2 separate regions of the Homo sapiens genome follow, and region 2 is linked to region 1. Evidence: read pairs that join two places in POLR2A ChIA-PET (ENCODE). Cell type or tissue: CD4-positive, alpha-beta T cell. All regions are shown on one strand. Links, peaks and the distances in the headings refer to the core of each region. The heading gives the core; the rest is flanking DNA.

Region 1 (8,306 bases), core at 1,278-6,277:
TCATAAGGGAAAACCTGTCTAGGTCCTAGTGGTTGAGAAATCTCTAAGAGGTGAAGCTGAACCCAGAGCTACACATACAGCTAATCTTTTCGAAATGTTTAGAAGTAAAGCAATCTGAAGGAAATTCAGAACCACAGAATTTACTGACTGAAATACATCCTATTGTTCATACCAAGAATAAGAGTGGAGAGGGACTATTGTTTTCCTGGTAAAATTATAATGGAGGCAGAAGAGCATCAGCCATGGAAGGTAAGCTTTTACTCTGAATTGCCAAAGTGGAACTTCATGCCCACTTGAATTGATCCATTAGAACTAATGGATCCAGAATCCACGATCAGACAAAACTGTGATTGACAAGGGAAAAAAACAAACTTTAGAAGAATGTTTCCAGATGTTCAAAATGATTCATCAGCTTACTAGTAGTTGGGAAGGTATTCTAATGGTCACAAGAGATATCATTAAAGAATTTGCAGACCAAATCTCCTCTCTGGTGTACATTAACGACGTGCATTGTGTTGTTTGTTTTAGAGACAGGGTCTCTCTCTGTTGCTCAGGCTGGAGTGTCGTGGCTTGCTGTAGCCCTGGACTTCTGGGCTCAAGTGGTCCTCCCACCTCAGAGGGATTACAGGTGTGGGCCACTATGCCTGGCCTGATGTATAGTATTAACAAGTGAGTTATTAAGTACAAAGTAGAAAATCCAGTCAGGCATCATATGTTTAATGGAGGAAAAAAAAAAAGGCCTGCAACAATTTCTTTTGTTCTTCCTTGTTTTGTTTTTTTCACTCTGAGAAAAGGATATTTGCTCAGTCGAGCTGCACTGTCACAAGCAGAGGCTGCTCCCTGCATCAAAGGCACTTGTGAGACGATGCCACTGAGTGGATGCAGAATCATATTTTATGGTAGTTACTGAAATGTGGGTTATTCAATCACTCCTCAGGGACTGATAGTTTATCAGGCCAGGAGCAAGCTGTGATGTGCTAAAACCTCTCTGGATGGAGATGAGCAGATCTGAATATGGTCTGGAGGAATTTGTGACCCTCCTTCAATAAGAGCGGCATAAGGAGGTATTACGTAGTGTCACTGGGGCCCTCTTAGAACCCTGTCGATAACCCAAAGAGACCTAGGTCATCTTATGCCCTAATATGTGTAAGCTCGGTAATCATTTGGGGGTAAAATTTTTGAAACAATTACTATAAAGTAAGTGTTTACATGAGATAAGGAGAAGATTCCTATCTTGCATTTTCGAACTGTAGAATCAGTTCCATGTTATGCTGGTGAGAGTAGTGAAAGTGAAGGAGAGAAGAAACCTGCCAATTAGTAGAACTCTTTAAACGGAGATTCAAAAAAAGGATATTAACCTAAGTATCCAACAGCAGGAGAATGGTTAAATAAAGGTTAATGGCATATTAGGCAACCATAAAAATATTTGCGAAGACACTTTAATGACATGGGGAAATATATATACCTAGGAGCATCTCACTTATTTAAAAATGGGTATATGAGCAGGGCACAGCGGCTTACTGCCTGTCAGCTCAGCACTTTGGTAGGCCAAGGTGAGAGGATCACTTGAGGCCAAGAGTTTGAGACCATCCTGGGGAACACAGAAAGAACCCACCTCTACAAAAAAATTTTTAAAAATTACCCAGGCATGGTAGCATACACCTGAAGTCCTAGCTACTCAGGAGGCTAGGGCAGAAGAATCGCTTGGGCCTGGGAGTTTGGGGGTACAGTGAGCCACAATCATGCCACTGCCTTCTAGCCTGTGTGACAGAGCGAGACCCTATTTCTAAAAAAAAAAAAAAAAAAAAAAAAAAAGAACAAATGTGTATGTATACTTAAAAAAACAAAGACAGTTGTTATCTCTAGGTGGTGAAATTACAGGTTATTTTTATTTTTATTTGTGATTTTCTGTGTTTTACTAGAGATTTTCCACCAAAAATAAGCATTTTATAATCTGGGTAAAAGGGTATTTTACAGGAAATTTTTCTCAAAACCACTCTTGCAGAGTCCCCCGCCCTGCCCCTCAAGAACAGAGCACTCAACCTTGGAAGAACATCATCTCTGGTGCCCTGGATGTGAGAAACACTAAGTCTGAGCAGGACTGAGAGGAAAGGAACCTAAGTTAGGAAAAGGGCTTGTTGTTGTTGTTTTCTTAGAATGAGCATTTAAATTTTTACAGCAATTTGCCAAAGTAATTTCATGTCTGTTGAATTTAAAAATAATTTTCAAATGGGCTTGTATACTGTGTGTGCTTTCTGGGTTTTTTTTTTCTTTTTTCATTTTTCTAGGACTTTTTTCCCCCAACTTAATAAAATTTGCATTTACTAAAATGTACCCATAAGGATCATGTTTTCACTCATCTTTAACCATGCCCTTGTCACAGCATAAAATGAAAATGTAGTTGTTCAAATAGGAACGCTAAAGTTGAAGGATGAAATAGTTGATGATCTCTTCACATGTATTTTCTATGTGTCCTTTCTAGGAATGACTAAAAAGACTTAGTCATTCCTAAGTGAATGTGAATCTATACTTGAAAGTATAAAACGGTCCAAACAAGAAAACTTAGACACTGACGTTAGGTAAGGACATTGTACCTTAGTAGTTAACATTTTAAAAAAAACAGAATGTGAATTTTTACTGTTTTGATTGTGGGTGTAATGGATTTTTTTAAATTAGCTATTAATTGATTTCTAAAATAGAAAATAAAATCAAGAACCCTACTGTTTAAAGTGAGAATACAATTCTGAATTTATTCATATGGCAATAAAATTCTGAGTATTTTTACTTGAGTAAACAAAAGACAACATTTCAAGGAATTTGGAATAAAGTAGAGAAGGCAGGGAAATGAACAACTGTGTGTGACAAGGGACACAAAGCAAAGTTAAAAGCCAGAGACAATAACTTTACTGTTTGAGGACATCTTACGAATCAACAGGAAAGAGACTAATATCATAACAGGGAAAAATATGTGTAAGCAATATATACACAAATTAAGAAAGAAATCATAACTTTCTAAATAACTGTTAATATTGATATAAATTATTAATATTCATATTGGAATCAAAAAGAGATTCAAACAATACAGACGCTAGTAGGGCAACGATCAACATGACCTCTATGCTGGCAAAACATATAAAAAGCTTTCAAAATGTGTCATATTCCCAGTCAAGTCATCGCAAAAAAAGAAAACTGCAAACCAATATCCCTCACAACAACAGAAAGATCCTTAACGAAAATATTAGCAAATAGAATCCTATAATATAAATATAAAGAAATCTTGCTTAAATGGAGTTTTTCAAAGGAATTTAAATTTGATTCAACATGTAGCAGGGGGAAATCAATACACCATAATCAACAGGCTAAAAACCACCACGTCATCACCTTAATGTTTACAGAAAAAGCATCTGACACAAGTCACAATTCATTTTATCATAAAAACACTAAGCCAGCTAGGAATAGATGGAAGCTTCTCAAACTCATAGGCATTTACAAAAAAAACTTACAGCTAACATCAGATGTAATGGTAAAAGACTGAATGCTTCCCCCTCAGTAAGATCAGGAACAACACAGCAATATCTACTCTCACCACTTCTATTCCACAGATCCTACTCGGTAAAATCAAGCAAAAGAAAAAGAAAGAAAAAAGAAATATATGGTCCACAGATGAAAAAGGAAGAAATGAAACCATCCTCATTCACAAACCTCATAATCAGTTACAAAAGAAAATCCCAAGAAACTCCCAAAAAGCCACAAGAACTAACAGGTCAGTTTAGAATGATCAGTCTACAAAAAACAAACTATTTCTATATACTGGCAACAAATAATTGGAAATTGAAATTTTAAAAATACCATTTATGATAGCATTAAAAAATATCAAATAGTAAGAGATGACTCTAACAAAATATGTGCACATTACATGTGCTTAAAGTTATAAAGCAATGCTAAAAAGACACTAAAGAAGGCCTAAATAAAAAGGTATTGTTATGATGTCAATTCTCTCCAGTTAGATTTACAGATTCAATGCAACCTCAATGAAGTCATCGGCAAGCTTTTTATACGAAGTAACTAGCTGATTCAAAACCTTACATGAAAATGCCATGGTCCAAAAATAACCAAAGCAATTTTAAGAAAATATATATCAGTTGACAGACTCAAAGATCTGATTTAAGACTTAGTATAAAGCTACACTAATCAAGATTGGTGTTATTGGTGAAAGGACAGACGTATCTTTGAAAGTCAACTGACTTTCAAAGAGTCAAGGTAATTCAATGGAAAAAGCATAGTTTTTTCCAAACAAATGGTACTGGATCAACTGGATACCCATATGCAAAAAAAAGTGTACCTTGACCCTTACTTAGCATTATATACAAAAATTAAGGTGAAGAGGATCCTAGCCCAAATTGTAAGTGCTAAAACTATAAAACCTCTGGACGAGAACATAGGAGAAAATCTGTGACTTTGGGTCAATCACAGATTTATCAGATACGACACATATATAAATTACCTAAAATGTGATTGAAATCAGACTTCAAAATTTAAGATACCTGCTCTTTGCCAGACACTCAAAATAAAAACAAGCCATAGATTGGGAGAAAGTATTAGCAAAATATATCTGATTAAGGATATGTATTCAGAATATACAAAGAACTCGTAGAACTTACTAAGGCAACACAATTTCAAAAGAGAGACAAAAGACTTGAAGACATTTCACCAAAGAAGATATATGAATGGCAAATAAGCACATGTAGAGATGTTCAGTCATTAGGGAAATGCAAATTAAAACTGCAGTAGGGTATCACTACATGCCTACTAGAATGGCTAAAATTAAAAGACTGACAATACCATGTGCTGACACGATGGGATGCAACTCGAACTCTATACACTGCTGGCAAGAACACAAATTGGAAGAGCTGATTTGGAAAACAACTGGGGAGTTTCTCAAAGTTAAATATACCCTTAACATATGTTCCCAGTAACCCTATTCCTAGAAAATAACCCCACTCGTTTCCCCAAGAAATGAGAAAATTATCTACATAAAAATGTATATGTTTATAATGACTTTTGTCATAATCACCAAAAAATGGAAACAACCAATGCCAATTTAAAGCTTAAGAAAACCTACATCCATCCAATGAAATACTTACTCAGCAATTAAAAGGAACAAACTACTGATGCATGCAATAACGTTAAGCTAAATGAAAGAAGCTAGACACAAAAGACTAAATACTGTATTATCCTATTTATATATCATTCTGAAAAATGCAACACTACAGGGGTAGAAATCAGATCAGTGGTTGCCAGAGGTTGAGTGAAGGGTAAAGCAATTGCAAAGGGAATAAGAAATGTTTTGGGGTGATGACGCTGTTCTATTCTTAATTGTGGTAATTACACAACACCATACATTTGCCAAAACTCAAACTGTATATATTAAAGAGTTAGATTGATTTAGATAACTGACATAGAGTAAAACTTTTTTAAAAGCTTAAAAAGTTGTTTTGCTATATACATTTTTCAAATGCCAGATGAGCTATTAGTACTTAGACACATGTCCTACTTACGTGAACAATTCATGGTATTATAAAACTATATCATTCCTTCTCATCTTAATTTGAAGCTTTGGTTATGTTCATGATTCTTAGAAAGTGATATACATAATAGTTAATACAGTGGCTAAATTATTTAAAACGAAAATCTAACTTCTTGTATTTACTTTGCTGATAAAATGAGTCTTAACTACAGACTTAAAATGATCTAATTTGAAGCAGGATGAGACAGTACAGGATTATTGGACAAGAGCATAAATATTAAAGTCAGAACACCTATGTTCAAATTCCAGCTTTGCCATTTACTACCTGTGTGCCTCACTACAGTACTATATTGCTTCTGTGCCACAGTTATTTTTTTTCCGTCACCTGTATAATGAGATAGTAGTAACGACCTTTATTTCAAGCACTAAATGAGATAATGTTCAGAAAATGACTAACACATAACACATATTAAGTGTTCAATAAGCACATTTTCTAGGTTTTTTTTTTAATTTTTAGTTACTTAAAGAAACACTCTTCTAAGTTTCACAGTCAAAATCTATTATGTATTTCCTACTGTGAATCTTGAAATTTTATTCAACATTGTATAAAGAGTAAGAATCAAGCTTCATTTTTTATTCAATTCCCTTTTAAAAAGATGATCAAGAATAAAGGCATATGAAGTAGGAAGGGGAATAAGGGAGAAGGGGAAACACATTTACTGTGCACCTACAAAAGCATCCTAGAAAACAAGTGCTTTATCTAAATGGATTATTTCTTTTGTTCCTCCTAGAAGATGGCTACGGAGAAACAAAGGATTTACAGGAAAACTTTTCATAAACATTCATAAGTAGCCTTTAAAAAAGAACTGTTCAATTTCTATTTAAGACACTGGCTTGGTTCCCATAAACAAATGTCGCACTAAGAGTAAAACTTATATTTAAATAATTACAACTGTTCCTTATAATTTAATCAATCAGAAAGCAGTATCTTAAGAATTTTAACGAAGGATCCTCATGCCATAAACCAAAAAACTTCATTGCCTTCCTTTGAGACTTAATCAGGACTTTGGCAACTTTTAAAACACAGCATCAGAAAACCAGTAAATAAGATTAAAGTTGTTAACCTCTTAGAGCTCCCAAAGTTATGAAAAATATGAAAATTCATTGGCACTTATTCTGTGTTTAAGTATGGGGGAAAGGAGGAAGAGTTCATTGCAAAGAAACCCAGTCTAAGTTTCTTAGTTTTCACTTTCTCTCAGTCCCCAAAAGGCAACAATAAGCACATAGTAAGACAATGTAATAGAAGACCCTCCACTGGGAGTAAACTTACCTGTAATGTTTTCTCGTCTTTAAGGTCCAATCCAAACACATTATGCCGCTTCACCTTCAAGAAATCAGCATCTTCTTCCTCCTCATCTCTGTCCAAGAACTGTGTAGGAACTTCCTTGATCTTCTGTGCCTCACTGGTGTTAGGAAGAGATGGGGCTTGAGATCCTTTTGCTTTTGCCAGTTTCTCTTCCATTTCTTCTTCATCGTCTTCTTCTTCTTCCTGTTCTTCATTACCAGTATCATTATCCTGTCTGTGCTCTGTCCCTTCGAGTCTTTTTCCACCTTTTTGAAGGATGGACATTTTCTCATTGAAGTAGGCTCTAAATTCTTCCACTTCGTCATTGGTGAGGGAGGGAGCCCTTGGCTCAATTACTTTATCGGCTTGGCTCCTTACCAATTCTTTGGTGGGTTGTTTCTGCATTTTCTGAAGAAATCTTACGCGTGGTGCCACAGCAAGACCAAGAGACCTTAAATATGGAAAAACGTGAAAACAGTCATCTCAACACTGATGATATGTTTATAGGTGTCATAGAAGAGTTTCTCAAGAGCAGAGATTCCTAGAGCTTTTTTAAAGAAAATGTTCCTGTGAGATACAACTCAATACTAACAGGTTAGTTGATCCAAAAAGTAAGGCAAAATACACTCAACACCTGTCAGAAAACATTTTAGACACTATTTTTTCTTTAAGAGGGTAACATGGAATAAGATAAAGAGCACTGGACCAGAAACAAGATAACAGTTCAAGTACTAGACCTGCCAATTTCCAATTCAACCCTCTCAGCTTCAGCTTCCTTATAACATGGGGATAACAGTACCTGCCAGGCCTAACTCACAGTTGCTGTAAGGATCCAATTAACTAACTACATGAGAGTACCTCATAAAATGTTAAGTACTAAATAAACCAGAGAAGACATGACCATGAAAGGACAAAACAGTTCTCTACAGAGAAAGAACTGGAATGTGGTCCCCATCTCCCTTCCTAAAAGAGAATATGGCACAATCATTGCTATAAAAATGGATTTTATAAACCAAACACCAAAAAAAGAAATTAAAAAATATTGTTTTCTCCATCAATGATCAATATTCAATTTATTATCATGTCTTTCCCAGCTTGGATCAAAGCTAATAGCTTCATTAAGTTCTCAATGATCGAAGGGAAATAAAATCTTAGATTTTATCAAGGATTGCTCTGAATAAACAGTAACATCATAACATGGACCCACTGCTCTTTTCCTATCTGACATGGTTCAAAGAAACTGAGAGATGTAATGCTGAGAAGCATGGATTCAGAAATAAGACTGCTGGGGTTCAAAATCTGGCTGCCACTTACTAGCTGTGAGATCTTACGAATATGATTTAATCTTTCCATACCGGAGCTTTCCCATTTGCAAAACGGGATGCTAAGAGTACCTACCTCACAGGGTTGTTGTAAGAATAAATTAGTTGACAG
Region 2 (8,306 bases), core at 1,683-6,682, 740 kb after region 1:
CCATGTTGGTCAGGCTGGTCTCAAACTCCTGACCTCAAGTGATCCCCCGACCTTAGCCTCCAAAGTGCTGGGATGACAGGCGTGAGCTACTGTTTCTGGCCTTTTTTTTTTTTTTTAAACACTTGCTATGGACTAAGGCAACGGCCCCCAGCCTTTTTGGCACCAGGGACCAGTTTTGTGGAAGGCAATTTTTCCGTGGATGGTGGGGAGGGGAGATGGTTTTGGGATGAAACTGTTCCACCTCAGATCATCAAGCCTTAGTTAGATTCTTAGAGGAAGCGCACAACCTAGATCCCCGGCATGCACAGCTCACAATAGGGTTCATGCTTTTATGAGAATCTAATGCCACTGCTGATCTGACAGAAGGCAGAGCTCAGGCAGTAATGCTCACTCGCCCACTCACCTCCTGCTGTGCAGCCCGGTTCCTAACAGGCCATGGACCAGTACCAGTCCACGGCCCAGGGGTTGGGCACCCCTGGACTAAGGGACATGGCAGGTAGTAGAAGAAAGGGTTAAATGGCTCTGAGAACTGGGCATGCTGAAATGGATATTTTAGAAAAGTAGAAAAATCCTCCAGATGATTCTGTACCACAGAAGGGCCCAGAGATACATCATTTACCGAGGCAATAAGGAATGTCCTGGTAAGAGGGGCGTCTGTGTCACTCACTAAGAAGGTCAACTGTGGCTCTTCTCCGGAGGATAGGGCTGATGGTAGGAGAGGTCCTTACAGAACTAGGCTCCCTGATAGGATTGGCAATGATACGACTCTAAAACAGAGTCTAGATGGCGACACTTCATTCTTAGAAACCATAACGACACAATGATCATAAAGTATGTCAAGGTCAAAGGGGCAGTCAGAGGGGGTCTTATTTGCAGAGATTTATGGAGATAGTTGCAGAACATGGTGTCTGATGGCTAATTTTATGTGTCAACTTGGCTGGGCCAAGGAGTACCCACAAATATTATTCCCAGTGTTTCTGTGAGGGTGTTTTTAGATGAGATTAACATTTAAATCAATGGAATTTGAGTAAAGCAGCTTACTCACAACAATGTGGGTGGTCCTCATCCAACCAATTCAAAACCTGAATAGGAGAGAGAAACGAGCCTCTCCTGAGACAGAGGGAATGCTCCAGCAGACAGCTTTTGGACTTAATTTGCAACATTAGCTCTTCCTGGCTCTACGGCAGATAGGCTTTAGTCTTGAACTGCAGCATAAGCTCATCTGGGTCTCCAGCTTGCCAGCCCACCCTGCAGATTTTGGACTTGCTAGTCTCTGTAATTGTGTGAGCCAATTCCTTACAATAAATCTCTTTCTTTGTACGTAAACATCCTATTGGTTCTGTTTTTCTAGAGAACCCTAACTAATACATGTCCCTGTTATAAAAATAGATGAGCCACCAAGGCTGGGTGTGGTGGCTCATGCCTGTAATCCCAGCACTTTGGGAGGCTGAGGTGGGTGGATCACCTGATGTCAGGAGTTCGAGACCAGCCTGGCTAAAATGGCGAAACCCTGCCTCTACTAAAAAGACAACAATTAGCCAGGCGTGGTGGCCTGCACCTGTAATCCCAGGTACTCGGGAGGCTGAGGCAGGAGAATCGCTTGAAACTGGGAGGTGGAGTTTGCAGTGAACTGAGATCACGCCAGTGCACTCCAGCCTGGGCGACAGAGTGAGGCTCTGTCTCAAAAATAAATAAATAAATATACTTTTTAAAATGAAATAGATGGGCCACCAAACTGGTATACTCAATCTATATGATCAAAATAAATCAAGGATGTATGATCAGGAGGTTGAGAACAGTCACCCCAATAAAAAGTCATAATCCCTTGCCCGGTTTTCAGAACTGAGCCAGTTTTCAGATCCAGAGTCTACTGACTTTAGAAGAGGTTGGGTCTCCAGGGTCAGACGCAGTGGCTCACACCTGTAATCCCAGCACTTTGGGAGGCCGAGGCGGGCGGATCACGAAGTCAGGAGATCAAGACCATGCTGGCTAACATGGTGAAACCCTGTCTCTACTAAAAATACAAAAAATTAGCCGGGCGTGGTGGCAGGCACCTGTAGTCCCAGCTACTCGGGAGGCTGAGGCAGGAGAATGGTGTGAACCCAGGAGGTGGAGCTTGCAGTGAGCCAAGATGGCACCGCTGCACTCCAGCCTGGGCGACAGAGTGAGACTCCGTTTCAAAAAAAAAAAAAGAAGAAGAGGTTGGGTCTCCAGAAGGAAAGACCCTGCAACACCTCAGCAAGTGTACGTATTAGAGTAATGTTTGCCTCCATCCTTTTCCAAAGAGAACTGTAGCCATTTACTTGGGTAACTATGCACAAGGACCATTGGACACAAGGTCCAAGTTGACTCTGATGACACTCAGAGACCTGAAGTGTCATCATGGGTCCGCTGTTAGAATAGGGGCATACAGGGATCAGGTAATAAATGATCCCCTGCTTAGGGACAGCTTACAGCTCACGTGGGTTCACTGTATCTAGAGACTCATCCAGTGGTCATTTCCTCATTCCTCAAATGTATAATCGAAATAGACATACAGTTATGTGCCACATAACAATGCTTATATAACAGTGGTCCCATAAAATTATGATGGAGGTAAAAAATTCCTATTGCCTGTGATGGCACAGTTGTCATAATGTCATAGCATAACATTATTCAAGTGTTTGTGGTGTTGCTGGTATAAACAAAACTACTGCACTGCCAGTTATATAAAAGTATAGCACATATAATTATGTATAGTAAGTAACACTTGATAATGATAATACTGGCTTCTGTATTTACTATACTATACTTTAAGTGGTTATTTTAAAGTATACTCAGGTCCGGCATGGTGGCTCATGTCTGTAATCCTAGAACTTTGGGAGGCCAAGGCGAGTGAATCACTTGAGGTCAGGAGTTCAAGACCAGCCTGGCCAACATGGTGAAACCCATCTCTACTAAAAATGCAAAAATTAGTCAGGCATGGTAGCATCTGCCTGTAATCCCAGCTACTCAGGAGGCTGAGACAGGAGAATCACGTGAACCTGGGAGGCAGACGTTGCAGTGAGACGAGATTGCACCGCTGCACTCTACCCTGGGTGACAGAGCAAAACTCTACCTCAACAACAACAAAAAATAATAAAATAAAGTGAACTTCTTCTATTTATATAAAAAGAAGTTAACTGTAGAGTAGCTTCAGGTAGGTTCTGTCCATCATGATTTATTCTAGAAGAAGGCATTGTCATCCTAAGAGGTGATAGCTCTATATGTGTTATTGTCCCTGAAGACCTTCCTGTGGGACCGGATGTGGAGGTGGAAGACAGTGATATTGATGATCCTGATCCTGTGTAGGCCTAGGCTCGTGTGTGTTTGTATCTTTGTTTTTTGATTTTTGTTTTTGTTTTTTTGTTGAGACGGAGTTTTGCACTGTTGCCCGGGCTGGAGTGCAGTGGCACAATCTTGGCTCACTGCAACCTCCGCCTCCCGGGTTTATGCCATTCTCCTGCCTCAGCCTCCTGAGTAGCTGGGACTGCAGGCACACACCACAACGCCTGGCTAATTTTTTGTATTTTTAGTAGAGATGGCGTTTCACCGTGTTGGCCAGACTGGTCTTGAACGCCTGACCTCGTGATCTGCCCGCCTCAGCCTCCCAAAGTGCTGGGATTACAGGCGTGAGCCACCGTGCCCAGCCGTGTCTTCATTTTTCACAAAACGTTTAAAAAACGTTTAAAAAATAAAAATAAAGGCCAGTGCTACTCAGGAGGCTCAGGCAGGAGAATAGCTTAAAGCCAGGAGGTGGAGGTTGCAGTGAGCCGAGATCACACCACTGCACACCAGTCTGGGTGACAGAGAAGACTCCATCTCAAAATAAATAAATAAATTTATTAATTAATTAAAAAAATAAAATAAAATAAAAAAATTTAAAAATAGAAAAAAGCTTATAGAATAAGGATATAAAGAAAGAAAATATTTTTGTACAGCTGTACGTGTATTTTATGTTTTAAGTTGTGTTATCACAAGAGTCAAAAAGTTCTTAAAAAATGAAAAAGTTTATAAAGTAAAAAAATTATAGTAAGCTAATGCTAATTTATTATTGAAGAAAAAGTTTTAAAAATAAGTGTAGTATAGCATAAGCATATAGGGTTTATAAAGTCTACAGTAGGTACAGTAATGTCCTGGGCCAACACATTCACTCACCACTCACTCACTGACTCACCCAGAGCAAGTTCCAGTCCACAGACTCCATTCATGGTAAGTGCCCTATACCGGTATATCATTATTTCTCTTTTATATCATGTTTTTATAGTACCTTTTTTGTTTAGATACACAAATACTTACCATTGTGTTCCAATTGCCTACAGTATTCAGTAGTGATATGCTGTACAGGTTTGTAGCCTAGGAGCAATAGGCTCTACCACACAGCCTGGGTGTGTAGTAGGCTATGCCATCTAGGTTTGTTAAGTACACTCTATGACGGTCACACAATGACAAAATTGCCTAATAACACATTTCCTGGAACACATCCCATTGTTAAGCAACATGACTGTGCCTGGTAATTGGCACATACTAGATCATTAGCCTGTTTCTCCTCCCACCCTCCACACTCTGAAAGTCCCCAGTGTGTGTTGTTCCCCTTTTCATTGTGTAGTAAAAACTAGCGTAGTGGGGAAGGCGAAGTAGTAGCTTCCGAAAGTGCACATGTTCCCTGGCCAAGATAATAAATATATACTGGAGGAGATGGTGAAAATTAGGACCATTGTTAGACATTTTAGGATTCAGGGCTGGTAATCCTCATATATCTTCATTTAATTTACCAGTCCTCCCCCTGAAAACACTAAACAGATATTGTAGAATGGCAGTAGACTCTCAAACTCAACCAATTATGGCACCAGTGGCATCAATCGTAGCACTGTCCCAGATGAGGTATCTTTGCTTGAGTAGATTAACATGGTCCTAGGTACATGGCTTATGGCTTTTGATTTGGTGAATACAATCTTTCCTATCCCCATAAGAAAATAGGATCAGAAACAGTTTGCATTCACATGTAATAGACCACAGCAGAAATGTACAGTTTTGCCCTAGGGCTATGTTAACTCTCCTGTCCTCTGTCATCCTATAGTCCAAAGAGATCTGGACTATGTCAACATCCTGTTCAACATCATTTTGATAAATGACATCATGCTATCAGGTGGAATGAGCAAGACGTGGCTATAATGCTGGAAGTCTTTATGATGCTGGAAGCTACATTCACTTCCGAGATGTGAAATAAACCCTATAAAGACTCAGGAACTTGACACAAGAGTGAAAAGTGATCAGGTGCATGCTGGGATATTTCACCTGAAGTAAAGAATAAATTGCTGCTGGGCGAAGTGGCCCACACCTGTAATCCCCAGCATTTTGGGAGGCCAAGGCAGGTGGATCACTTGAGGTCAGGAGTTTGAGACCAGCCTGGCCAACATGGTGAAACCCCGTCTCTACTAAAAGTACAAAAATTAGCCGGGTGTGGTGGTGGGCACCTGTAATCCCAGCTACTCAGGAGGCCGAGACAGGAGAATCGCTTGATCCCGGGAGGTGGCGGTTGCAGTGAGCCAAGATCACGCCACTGCACTCCAGCCTGGGTGACAGAGCAAAACTCTGTCTCAAAAAAAAAAAAAAAAAAAAAAGGAATAAATTGCTGCATCTTACATCTCCTGTTATGAAGAAGGGAGAACAAATCTTGGGTCTCTTCAGATTCTGAAGGCAAGTTAGTCCAATCAGGCAATGCTGTTTTACCCATGTACCAGGTTTCTAGAAAAGGAAAAGGCTCTGAAGCAGGTCTGTATTGTCATGCAAGTGGCCTTGCTGCTTGAACCAAACAACCCGCAGATCCTATAGCATTAAACGTGTCGGCGGTAGGGAAAGACACCCAATGGAGTTTATGGTAAGACTCAATGGGAGAATCACAAGCAGCCCTAGGTTTCTGGATCATAGTTGTTCCATCCATAGTAGAGAATTATATGCCTTAAGAAAAGCTACTAGCATGATACTGGGCACTGAGAGAGGTGAAAAGCCTGACCATTAAGCACCAAATGACCATAGGGCTACACTTGCCCTTCGTCAGTTGGTTTCCATCAGAGCCACCAAGCACTGCAACTCTATTTTAAGAGATGGAAGTGGTGCATCCAGGATCAAGCACAAGTCATACTGCAGGCACAAGCAAGCTGTGCAGGCAAGAAGCTTGGAATCCTGTGTCATCCAACACTTTTTTTTTTTTTTTTAACTTTTAAGTTCAGGGTTACATGTGCAGGTTTGTTACTTAGGTAAACTTGTGTCATGAGGGTTTGTCATACAGATTATTTCATCACCCAGGTATTAAGCCAGTACCCATTAGTTATTTTTCCTGATCTTCTCCCTCCTTCCACCCTCCACCTTCTGAAAGGCCCCAGTGTGTGTTATTCCCCTCTATGTGTCTATGTGTTCTCATCATTTAGCTCTCACTTATAAGTAAGAACATCTGGGATTTGGTTTTCTGTTCCTGAATTAGTTTGCTAAGGATTATGGCCTCCAGCCATCCATGTCCCCGCAAAGGACATAATCTTGTTCTTGTTTATGGCTGCATAGTATTTCATGGTGTATATGGACTATATTTTTTCAATCCAATTAGGTTGATTGCATGTTTTTGCTACTGTGAATAGTGCTGCAATGAACATATGCGTGCATGCCAACATTATTTTTTTTTAAGAGACTGGGTCTCGCATGGGCTAGAGTATGGTGATGCAATCATAGCTCACCACAGTCTTGAATTTCTTGACTCAAGCAATCCCACCTCAGCATCCCAAGTAGCTAAGACTACAGGCATGCACCACCATGCACTTTGTATCCTTCAATCCAATCAAGTTGACACTCAGTATTAACCATCACAAGTCCACCCCTTGTCAACTTGGACCCATACACATCTCCTGAGATCATACATAATCTTCAAATAAAGACAATAAGTTCATAATTATGCCCAACATAATACCACTGTCCTTCGTACAACTGGAAATGCAATAATCCCCAACTCAAATACTATTACATAAAGTTAACAATACTTAAACTCTCATGTGAAGTCAATAAATCTTGTCACATGATAAAGGACAAGGAAATAAAATAAAGATATTTTCTTAGTACAAGTGTATACATGCACCAACATGTTTTTAGCAAAAGAAGGAGGAAATGGCCAGGCATGATGGCTCAAGCCTATAATCCCAGCACTTTGGGAGGCTGAGGTGGGCAGATCACCTGAGGTCAGGAGTTCGAGACCAGCCTGACCAACATGGTGAAACCCCATCTCTACTAAAAGTACAAAATTAGCCGGACATGATGGCACATGCCTGTAATCCAACTACGTGGGAGGCTGAGGCAAGAGAATCGCTTGAACCCAGGAGGCGGAGGTTGCAGTGAGCTGAGATCACGCCATTGCACTCCAGCCTGGGCGACAGAGCAAAAAAAAAAAAAAAGAAGGAAATACTCATGACAATTACAGCCCCTGTTTCTGCAGTTGGTCACGTGGTCATAGCTGGTATTGATAACTACCTTCTTCTACTACTCATTCTGTATTCCCTTTGCCTTCAGCAAGCACCTCAGCAGGTAGTGTTTTTTTTCCCTGGTGGAGTGACCCAAACCTTCATTCCTGAGGGGTCTGGGCCATTTGTACTCCTGCCTGGATTGGGCTGTTGTAGTTTCTTATTGACCTTAATCACAGGGCATGGTAATACTAAGAGATGCCCTAATGGATTTCCCATATTCCATGCACACTCTTCCTCACCACCATTGTGAGTAGTAGACTGATTTCATGTTGAGGAAAAATGTTAGCCGGGTCAATCACCCCAGCCAACACTGTAACTCCCTTCTTAGCCTGTTGACTTAAAGGTAGGAGAAGCCCAAAGTGTCCAGGTGGTAATCTTAACTTCCAGTTTAATGGAATCCTTGTTGGGTCTCCTGGTGGCAGCATTCCTCCCTCTGGAACTAGGACCTATAGGCCAGCAGAACGTAATGTCACAAGAACAGGAAGCAAACATTTTGCTAGTGGATCGCTAGGGGTGATGGTGAATGGTGCCATTTCCACTTTCACCCCTTGATTCCTGGACCTGTGAATCCTGGCTATGGGAGAAACAATACCATATATTGGACACTGAATCAGAGCATACATGGCCTTCTGGGGAACTTTGCCCCAGTCCTGCAAAGTATTGTCACCTAGTTGGCGTTGTAATTGTGACTTCAAAAGGCCATTCCACCATTCTGTCAATCCACCTGCTTCAGGATGATAGGCAACATGGTGAAACCAGTGAATTCCATGAGCGTGAGCC

What was found. Peaks named below come from ENCODE experiments on the same cell type or tissue, not always from the same donor. Only the 100,000 strongest peaks of a DNase experiment are listed, where the experiment ranks them.
Region 2: POLR2A ChIA-PET joins it to region 1 with 7 read pairs; 2 of 35 experiments call an interaction of 5 or more read pairs at or near these places.

The regions. Positions count from the first base shown.
Region 1 is chr11:108,722,014-108,730,319 of GRCh38, reverse strand. It overlaps DDX10 (DEAD-box helicase 10), which reads right to left. Exons shown (of 18, transcript NM_004398.4): 13 at 6,858-7,323. The region is part of intron 2 of LOC124902750 (a long non-coding RNA gene); the gene reads left to right. Among named protein-coding and RNA genes, the nearest start is that of DDX10, 61 kb to the right of the region's middle. In CD4-positive, alpha-beta T cell, for the core only: no CTCF peak of the experiment used is centred there; no DNase peak of the experiment used is centred there.
Region 2 is chr11:107,984,835-107,993,140 of GRCh38, reverse strand. No RefSeq gene overlaps it. Among named protein-coding and RNA genes, the nearest start is that of CUL5, 20 kb to the left of the region's middle. In CD4-positive, alpha-beta T cell, for the core only: no CTCF peak of the experiment used is centred there; a DNase peak (open chromatin) is centred at 4,530.